Regions from separate parts of the Homo sapiens genome. Here region 2 is linked to region 1. The links are chromatin contacts, found by Hi-C in ENCODE. All regions are on one chromosome and are shown on one strand. Each heading gives the region's core, a stretch centred on a gene start or an enhancer-like site at or near the end of the contact. The rest is flanking DNA. Distances are from core to core; before and after follow the strand shown.

What was found. Hi-C counts contacts between places; a loop is a spot of excess contacts on that map. Pooled maps may share reads with other maps.
Region 2: a pooled map shows a loop between it and region 1 (7-fold over the local background). The contact joins the promoter of ADARB2-AS1 here to the enhancer-like site in region 1. A Hi-C loop is called at or near these places in 1 of 37 single-sample maps with no recorded cell type and 5 of 50 pooled maps.

What each region holds. Positions count from the first base shown.
Region 1 is chr10:1,486,422-1,491,689 of GRCh38, reverse strand. The region is part of intron 1 of ADARB2 (adenosine deaminase RNA specific B2 (inactive)); the gene reads left to right. Among named protein-coding and RNA genes, the nearest start is that of ADARB2-AS1, 38 kb to the left of the region's middle. RefSeq lists a silencer at 2,253-2,419 and an enhancer at 2,562-2,611. Within about 2 kb of position 1,754, at least 3 of the 41 ENCODE cell types and tissues checked have a DNase peak (open chromatin) inside an H3K27ac peak, as active enhancers do.
Region 2 is chr10:1,524,910-1,530,105 of GRCh38, reverse strand. ADARB2-AS1 (ADARB2 antisense RNA 1) reads right to left here and starts at 3,476. Exons shown (of 2, transcript NR_033387.2): 1 at 3,207-3,476. The region is part of intron 1 of ADARB2 (adenosine deaminase RNA specific B2 (inactive)); the gene reads left to right. RefSeq lists an enhancer at 1-588.

The DNA of each region.
Region 1 (5,268 bases), core at 505-3,004:
GGTTATGGCAGGCTCATTGTCAAGTCTAGGGGTAGGATTTTCTCCAGACTGTGGGTCTCATTACATCTGACTTTGTTTATTCCATTTTTAATTTCCACAAAAACAGTGTGTGTTGGTTTTGGGACTCCTTATGAATTGGCCCTGCTAATTGTCAGGCAGGATGACTCTAGAGCTGACAAAATGGTGAAACAAAGAATGGGCTTTTTTGAGTTATCAGGATTTCTTAACATTCTGTAGGCACACAAATGCTAGGTGTCAGTAAGATTGTAAAACTCCAGTTAAATAAAAGGTTTCAAAATGGTTCCTAAAAAGAAATAATAAGCCAGGCACGGTGGCTCATGCCTGTAATCCTAGCACTTTAGGAGGCCAAGATGGGAGGATTGCTTGAGCCCAGGAGTTCCAGACCAGCCTGGGCAACGTGGCACAACCCTGTCTCTACAAAAAATAAAAACAATTAGCCGGGTGTGGTGGCTTACACCTGTAATCCCAACTACTTGGGAGGCTGAGGTGGGAGGATTGCTTAAGCCTGGTTGAGGCTTGTGTGAGCCATGATCATGCCACTGCCCTTCAACCTGGGCCACAGAGCAAGAGTCTGTCTCTTAAAAAATAATAACAATTAAATAAATACATAAACAAAAAGAAATTATAAAATTGTGAGGACTGCAGAAGGCATTTCCTCTGGCCAGTTACTTTTTCATTGTTCCTAAGAGATATGAAGCACCTGCCATGATGTGGACTTCAAGGTCCTCTTCCTTCAGCATGGTAATCCTGTAAGGCTTAGACATGGCATCCTATCTGCTGACGTATGTAGTTCATGAGACAACTGGGGTATGGTCCTTGGAAACAGAGAACCAAGTTCAGCTCTGGATTCTTACTTTCATGTGTATATTGTCTTGGGTGAGCCATTTAACGGCTTATTTAAAAAAACAATAGCAGGCTGGCTGTCTTGGCTCAGGCGGGTGATTCCAGCACTTTGGGAAGCCAAAGAGAGCAGATCACTTGAGGTCAGGAGTTCAAGACCAGCCTGGACAACATGGAGAAACCCCATCTCTACTAAAAATACAAAAATTAGCTGGGCAGGATGGCACACACCTGTAATCCCAGCTACTGGGGAAGCTGAGGCAGGAGAATCATTTGAACCCAGGAGGCAGAGGTTGCAGTAAGCCCTGATTGTCTCACTGCACTCCAGCCTGGGCCACAGAGCGAGACTCTGTCTCAGAAAAACAAAATTAAATTAAAATAAAAATTAAAAGCAGTAGTAAAAGAAACCTCAGAGGATTTTTTCAGTGGTCATTTGAATTAATATATTGGAACTTACCTTGTAAACAGTTAAGTGCTTTCAGATATAAGGTTATCTTAACATTTAACCTACTATTCTTAATTATTATTTCCATATAATCTATAGTATACTATTGCCTGCTATTATCATCCCATTATTGCCTTTCTGAGTGGTGGAATCCTACTCTTCCTCCAGGGCAAGTTCCCAAGGCAAGTCCTGGGTGAAGCCTTCCACTAAAGGGGCTGGCGTTAGGCTTGCTTCTTCTCCTAGGCCGTTGTTAGTGTTGCTTCTTCTCCTGGGCCTCCTGGTTTTTCATGTATTCTCTGATGACAGCATCTTGCACAGGCTCACTTACCTGACAGCTAACGTGTGCTTCTGTTTATCACAAAATTGTCAGTCAGCTGCAAGGCTGAGGTCTTTGTTGTCCGTGCACCTGTAGCAGCAGCTTGCCTAGACAGACCCTCATGATATGAAAGTATGTGGTGTATGGAGACATTTTAATTTAAATATCCCACAGTATTTTGACCCCCTCTCATTCAGGCTCACCAGATATTTCACCCAAGAGAGACACCCAAGAGTGTTTGATCCTAATATGCTAATTATTAGGATCCCTCATCCAGCATTTCTTGTATACAATTGTGTTGGAGTCTCTTCTTCCTTACATATTCTTCTTCTAGGCTTCAGAAAGTGCTGGTTTGAGAAGTTCAGAGTTCGTCTTACCTAAAGACCAGGCAGGTTGAAATAACCGTGGTGTCTTCTGCCTAATAATTGTTACTCAAAAGCATTTGCCATCTTTATAGTTTTCCCAGTGGTTTAAAAAACTCTGAGATTGACTTTGTTGTTTTTCTTCCGCTAATGCAAACAGAAAGCTCGAGACTTGCGGATCCGCTACTAATGGGCAACACATTAAGTGGCGGCTGTGAAGGTATTTGTTCCTCTGGACTCACAGGAAAATGTTAGATCAGAGGATACTGAGAACTGTGACCAGACGACTTGGGTAGATCCACTGCCCTGATTGCAGAAGCTCCCAGAAAGGCACGGTCACGCCTTGCTGAAAGGGAAGGTCAGGTGCATCCGGTGCAGAAGCTCCCAGAGAGGCACTGTCACGCCTTGCTGAAAGGGAAGGTCAGGTGCATCCGGTGCAGAAGCTCCCAGAGAGGCACGGTCACGCCTTGCTGAAAGGGAAGGTCAGATGCATCCGTGGGCCTCCACAAGTGCATGAGAAGTTGATCAATGTCTTAGAGTTTAAGTATCAGGGAGTAACTTTGGCCAAGAAATGAGCAAATTGAGAGACATTTGGCTGCAATACTTCACACAGCCGCGAGAAATCTGGCAGAAGCAAGCCTCACTGATCCGAGGTGCGCAGTCGCGCTTGCTGGCACCCGGCCAGGAGCCTGTGCCCCCTGAAGCTGCACAATCCATCTTCACCTTAGTGGAGGATGCCTTCCAATTTCTCTCAAAAAGGAGGGCAAACACTGTATAAGGTCTCCCTGATCAGATCGGAATGTGTTCCCATCTCATCCTGGTTTGCTGACCAAGAAGAAACCATCTCCTTCTAAAACCTGTCAGACGATATCGTCAAGGACCGCAGATATGCGAGCGTTTTCCCCCGAGGAAACACAGATACACGTATGCTGTTAGGGAGCATTGCTCTTCTCAGACTCGCGCAGGCCCAGAATTCACAGAGAAGACATGCATGCAGGGAGATGCAGAATATTCCAGTGTGAGGAGCGGACGTGCATTCGCCAAAAAGAAAAGTCCTCCCTTTCACGTCTCCCCAGTGTTAGGCTATTTCATGGGGTGCAGGGCTCATTGATCATTGATCATTGATCCTGCAGCCTGGCCTATATCCAGCACAGCCCATTCTTTGGTGGGAGAGAGATATCCAAGTTCTCCACCGTCCCACCAGGGCAATTTGGCCACTTGTCTATTTTCACACCAATTCAGTAATGCCCTCCCTGAAGGTCACTCTTTAGGAAAGGCCTTAATTAAGATTTCTGCCTGCAGCAAATTGTAGAAACTGTAATACATCACACCAGCAACCCAGACACAGGTCATTGGCTACTCAGACCTGCTCATGTGATGTGAGCAAATATTACCATTGTCACTTTGCTGTGGGTCATTTTTGGATGTGCTTTAAAAGGCAGTGCCAACTGTAGGATGTTTGTACATCCTTTTTTTTTTTCTTTGCCAAATCTGAGATAATGTCTGTATCTTTTCAAAGAAAATGCTTGCCTCAAAAGTCTACACTAGCTTATAAATTATGAAATAGTCAGATGCTTAAGAGAGATTTTAATACATAAAAAGTAATGGAATGGATTCTTTATATTGAGTGCTTTCTCAAAGCAAACCAAGAAACATGTAGATGACCTTCTTGGAAATTACCACAATTTATGAAAAATTTGAAGCTGATATATTAACTTTTAAATTAGTACAATGGAAAGACTCTAATTCATTGTAAATTCAACAAATTCCCTTTCATCTGTTTGTTTGTTTGTTTGTTTCCTTTTTTCTTCCTCCTCTGTGGAATCATGCCAAGCTCTCCTCACACCCGCGGCACGTGTTTTTAACTCCCAGTAGGTGAAGAGCTACCACCACACTTTTGTTTTTCTGACCACTCTTGGTTCTTCAGAGCTGTCAATCTGTATTTAGTTCACACCAGCCTGAAAACATAAATTGCAAAACAAACATCTTTTTGCACATTTTGTAATACCTAAACTTTTTCCCTAAACCATGTCCGTTCCCAAATGTCTATATTCTTTTCTTCCTGCTTTATTCCAACTACACTTTAGGAATAAGTCAGATATCCCAAGTCATGTTCCATGACCTTTATTTACCCCACCTAACCCTTGGCCCAAAATGAAGTGTGAGGCTATAGCTTCGCCCACAACCCAGGGCCGGGAGCAGGTCAGGGCAGGGCATGGGTGAGCCCACAGGGTCTCCACTCAGCAGCAGGCACCTCCTCTCCTTCCCCTCAAGAGCTATAAAGAAGTCCAGCTCCCAGACCAGCAAGAGCTTATCTTGCCAAATTCTGTTTACGAGAAGTGTGAGTGTGTGTGTGGAGAATGTTTATTTAGTCTTTTTGTTTTCACTTGTTTTCAATAACTTGCAACTGAAGAGCTCAAGTAATTTAAATGTTACTGGGGTTCCCAACCCTAATGCTGCATCAGAATCACCAGATAACTTGACAACCCTTCACCTGAGTCTCACCCAGTCGTAGATGGATTTGGTTTGACTTTCCAGGTTTGCTATCCAAGGCCTTGGCCAAGGGGAGCAGGGCTGAAATCCGGCCTCCCCAGCATCCGGGCTCCCACGGCACCCACGCGTGCAGCTGATGAGCCTCTCTGGTGGGGCCCAGGGCTCCACGACTTTCTAGAGTTCTTGCAGATAATTCTCACACACAATGAGCACTGAGAGCACAGAGGTCTGTGTGGGAGGTCTGAGTGGGAGACTTAGAACAGAGATTCGCGTGTTCTCTCTTCTTTCCTCTTCCAACCCTAAACCAGTTACATGTACTTCATCTATCTCAATTCCAGTGACGTTCACTCCTCTTGCATTTTAAATGTGGGACTCTCTTACACCAGTAAATCGAGATTTCTGGCTCCTCCTGAAATATCTGGCAGTCCTGGATACCTTCCCATGTGGTAGCAATGAGTCATGGTGTCTCTGGTCAGTCCCCACCAACCCTGGTCACCCTCAGTTCTGAGGCTGATGCTGATGGCTGGCCGTCGTTTCTTTTGCACCCCTGCTTTTTCTTGAGGTCTGTATACCCATATTTCTGTCAAAAATAAGAAAATAAAACACAGTCCAAGGAAGACACAGTAGAATATATTTGTATGAAAGCAGCCCTAACTGCTTAATATACAGCCAAAGCAAATCTGTTATAAACCTAGCTTGATTAACTCTGGCCAGACACAGCCAGTCCCTAAAGACCTTGGTGTTTTTAATAGCTCCACCTGAAATGTGCAGACTTTGTGTCTATATTGTTC
Region 2 (5,196 bases), core at 2,227-4,726, 37 kb before region 1:
CATTGGCAGGGGCAGTGGACAGGTACCAGCACTGGCAGAAGCAGTGGATAGGCGCCCATGGTGGCATGAGGTAGTGGACAGGTGCCCACATTGACAGGGACAGTTGACGGGTGCCCACAGTGGCAGGAGCAGTGGATGGGTGCCCACAGTGGCAGGGGCAGTGAATGGGTCCCTGCAGTGGCAGGGTTCAGTGGATGGGTGTCCGTGGTGGCAGGGGGCAGTGGACGTGTGCCCGCAGTCACAGGGGAGCAGAGAGCGGCTTCCCAGCCATGCACTGGTGGTGGAGATACCCTGTCCTTTGCCCTGCGCGTGCCCCTGAACTCTGCCCTCTACATGCAGCAGCACTGCCCGCAAGTCTCACAACCAATAGTTTCTGCTGACATCATTCTGTCTCCTGGGGAAGCCTCCCCCTCCCGTGGAAGCTACTGAGTTGCAGGGGCAGAGGGGCTCCAACAAGGGCTATTTTTTAAATGGGGGAGATTTGAAAATGTTTAGAATCTGGTGATAAGGGTGTCGGTGAGGGGAAAACTATGGAAGGGGTCACAGGAGAGGTGACGTTGCATCGGAAGAGTGGAAGGGTGTGGGGCCCAGGGCCAAGGATGGCCATAGCTACTGTGCAGGGGCGGATTCAGGCAGATGTCTCGTGGGTGCTGATGACCCCAGGGAGTCAGATTTCTCAGGTCCTCGCCTTCCCTAATCTTCCCCCTCAATCTGTGGGGGACTCGCAGTGTTGGGCATGGTGCATGGACTGATTGGAGGATTTGTGTTGGGGATGGTGCATGGACTTATTGGAGGATTTGTGTTGGGGATGGTGCATGGACTGATTGGAGGATTGGTGTTGGGCATGGTGCGTGGACTGATTGGAGGATTTGTGTTGGGGATGGTGCGTGGACTGATTGGAGGATTGGTGTTGGGCATGGTGCGTGGACTGATTGGAGGATTTGTGTTGGGGATGGTGCGTGGACTGATTGGAGGATTTGTGTTGGGGATGGTGCGTGGACTGATTGGAGGATTGGTGTTGGGCATGGTGGGTGGACTGATTGGAGGATTTGTTGGGGTGGTGCTGCTTGGCTCCTGCAGTCAGACCCACCTCACAAGCAACATCTTGTCCCAAAAACTAGTCCAAAGCAAAGCTACATTGTGGGGAAAGAGAGAACCGTGGGAACCTAGGAAGGGACAGACCACAGGGGCAGGACGAGTCCAGTCTGGAGCTCATAGAGGGCAGATCCCGCTTGGGACCACATGCCACTGGGTAAATACACTTTCAAAATCCCAATTCCACACATTCTGCTGGTGTCAACAGAATCCACTTCCCTCTCAGGCCATCATTGCCTCATTCTAAAATCTGTGGTTCAGCTTCTGACCAAACATGACAGCATCTAACTGTTTTCACTACAAAGGGCATCACCTGTCCAGGAAAGGGCTTTCTCACCCAACGGGCAAGAGTGCCATCAACCAGCATGACAGGAGGGGTGTGGGTGATGGGAAAACCATGGAGAACTTGAGAGGGCTCACACCGGGCGCTGCTGGGATGACCAAAGACCTCAGACAAGTAACGTGAAATTCTATACCACGGTTTACCTCTATAAAACAGGAGTAAAAGTGTGTTCCTCACACCATTATCATCAGCAGTACTTTGGCGCATCCATAAGTCCTTCCTGAGAGCCTCACATACAGCAGGGACTCAATAAGTAACTGCTCATAGATTCACGTGCACTGTCAGATCAGTTACATAAATATGAAATGTGGCCAGGGGTTCCAAACATCGATACCAACGCAGCTTGAAAGGAACCAGAAATGGAGGAACAGTATTTGATATGTCCCTTTAAAAATCTGGGTAGACCAGCAGTTTAGGAAGTGAACACGGGCACTCACAGGAGGCGCGGAGCTGCTGTATCGCACAGTAACATTAATGCAGTAAGCTCAGGTGTGTTGGCCGAAGACACAGCCATTGGCGAGAACGTAGCCCACAGCCGCGGACACGAGTTTGTCGAGAGGCTGCACATGCATTCGGGTTATTCACAGCCACCTCCAAGAGGGGAGTCCATAAAGTGTGGGGGCTGTTATTGATGGAGGCAGAATTATATGCCTCTTACTGCACAGATATATCAGCCTGGCATTTTTCTACTTACTCCAGGATTTTTATAACGTTCAGTTCAATGGCATTCTTGCTTAGTGAATAATTTTAATTTGTGCATCCAGAATGATAAATTTATGAATGTTGATGACAGCAAAGACCCATCCCTCATCGGCTTCTCCCCGTGCAGCTGGGCCCCTCTCCCCTGTCGTCCATCTGATGTTCTTGCCAACACCCCTTCAAATATCTCACGCTGGACGGCTCTCCTGCTCCTCTGATGAGATGTGTGATCAAACGGAAGAAAATTATTCTGATAGACTATCTGACCCCCGTCTTACCAAACCAAATAGCATCTCACAATATTATATTTTTAACTTTCTAATCATCCTGTTATGTATATCATCCTGTTATGTATATCAAGTCTTTTTACAGCAAGTCTTTCTAATCATCCTGTTATGTATAGCAAGTCTTCTTACAACAGAAACAGCATTCTTCTTGCCAGTCATGTTAAGGGCATTGATTTTAATTTAGTTTTTGTGGATTATTGTGTTTGCTTGATTTAAAATGAAAATCAAGGAGGAAGAAGTTTTTAAATATCATCAGGCAGTTTGCTGAGTTACTACTGTAAGCAAACCCCGTAAAAATCATCAAAACAGAATCCTAGGCATAGGAAAGAAAACTCCCTCATAACCACCGATCTATGTGGGGATGAGAATGTCTCTATAAGGAACGCTAGACATGTATTTAAAATACTAGCAGAGTCATATCGTAAATGAGGATGCGATAAGTACAAGAAGCAGTTCTCCACAAGGAATTGGAAGTGAGATTCTGTGGCGAGCACTGTAGTTTTAAACTGAGGGAAGCGGAGGGAGAAGTTCCTGTAAGAATTCTTTCCCTTTGTCATTCTCCTCAGGCTCCTGACCAGTTTCTGGGTTAAAGAGAAGGGCAGTGCCTCTCTCGTCTGTGGTCACTTGGTTAATATCATCCCCAAATGCGGAAGCTTCCAAAAAGCTGGAGTGGTTTCGTTTGGAAGTCAGAGCTGTGCACAAATAAGTTATTTTCTCTATTTCACATAATTATTAACAAATGCAAATTAAGATGCAGGGGATGTTTCTATGCCAGGACTCACCTGTGGGGAACTGTGAGGCTGATGAGGCAAGCAGCGAAGTGGCTGCCTGTGCCCGCTCACGACCCCTCCACGCACCAAGTGCGTGAGTCAGGGAGGTGCCAGGAGGAGGCGGGAACAGCTGCTTCATGTCATCCGGCTCAGTCCGTGTGTGTTGCTAGAAAGGAACACCCGAGGCTGGGTGATTTATGAGGAAGAAAGGTTTGTGCAGCCATGGCTCTGCAGGCTGTACAGGAAGCGTGGCACCAGCATCTGCATCTGGTGAGGCCCCAGGAAGCTTCACTCGTGGCCGATGGGGAGGGGAGCGGCCTGTGCAGAGATCACGTGGTGGGAGAGGCGGTGGGAGGGGCCAGGCTCTTCCTACCAATCAGCTCTCACTGCAACACACAGAGCAAGAACTCATTCATAACCAGGAGGACAGCACCAAGATAATCGTGAGGGATCCACCCCTGACCCCAGCATCCCCCACCAGGCCCCACCTCCAACACTGGGGATCACGTTTCAACATGAGATCTGGAGGGGACAAACCTCCAAACCATAGCACTGACTGTGCCACTCTTAAGAGACAGTTGGACAGCTCCTTGCCTCCTCTACAAGACTAGGGATGGGGTTCCAGGCATGCTCGTTAATGACTGCCCCATCTGCACCACCTGCCCCATCTGCCCCACCTGCCCCACCTACCCCACCTGCCCCAGGCCATCTCTCCAACTTCCCACCTGTGTCCTTTCCAAATCCCAGGAGCAGCCGCGCAAGTGCAAGACCGCCCTGCTGCCTTAGAACAAGGCTTTCCCCAGAAAGCTGTCTCTACCTAGGACATGCCCTGTCCCTCGCTTCCTGAGCAACAGCCCCTCAACACAGATGCACATGCACGCATACACACATACACAAACACGTGCATACATGCACATGCACATATATGCATGCACACACGCACATAAGCACACACGCACACACACCCATACGTGCTCACACACAGACACACGTGCACATGAGCATACACGCTCACACACATGCACATACACGCACATAAACGCACGCAGACACGCGCACACACACAAGCACATGAACATACACATGCGCACACACGTACATGCTCACATACGCACATACACACACATAAACACACAAGCACATGAGCATACACATACACACCCATACATGCACGCACACGCATGCACACATGTTCAGGCCAGCTGCCTCGGCTAGCTCTGTGCAAATGGTGGGCGTCTTCTGCAAGCCACCCTGTCTTCCCAGGCTGTCTTCCTCTCAGGACGCACATACAACCCCTCCGAGGTAACAGGACACAGATGCAACCCACAGAGCCGACAGGAAAACGTGGACCACCAGCGTCGGGCTGCTGATGTACTTTGAACTGAAAAGGCCCCCTAGATACCCACAGAACTGCACGGCTGAGGCGAAGAGAGACCATGAGAAACAGAGATACCAATGTTTCAGTCAAGGAAAAAATTAGAGAAGAATGTGGAATAAAAAGAATCATAAAGTGAAATAAATGTTTTCAGATTTTAGATTTCAGATCCACTCCCGCAGATGAAATCGTGAGATTCCTGAAGAAAATAATTGCACCAGTATTTGATCATTTTACAGTTTTGATTATGCTTATTTCCAGTTTTCCAGGAAAGAAATCTTTGTGTAACCTCATATGCACGTGTTACAAGTAGAACCAGAAATTCCTCCTCCCCCAAACATACAAAAAGGAAAGCAATTATTTAAGTCAGGTACCTGACCTTTTTTTACAGCTATTAGTACAAAAAGTGTTTTCTGGGGTGGTTTCCTGGCATGAAACTCAGGATTTATAGAATCTCTTCCTGTTCGTGAAGTTATTATTATTATTTTATTACTAAAGCCCTTAACTAAAGCAAGGATGCTTACTTAAATTGGCAGCTAGCTGTGAAAATGGAAAGGTAAAAAGACATAGCAGTATGTATTTGTGGATATAAACTATCTTTAAATCTGGAGGCTCAGACATAGATTG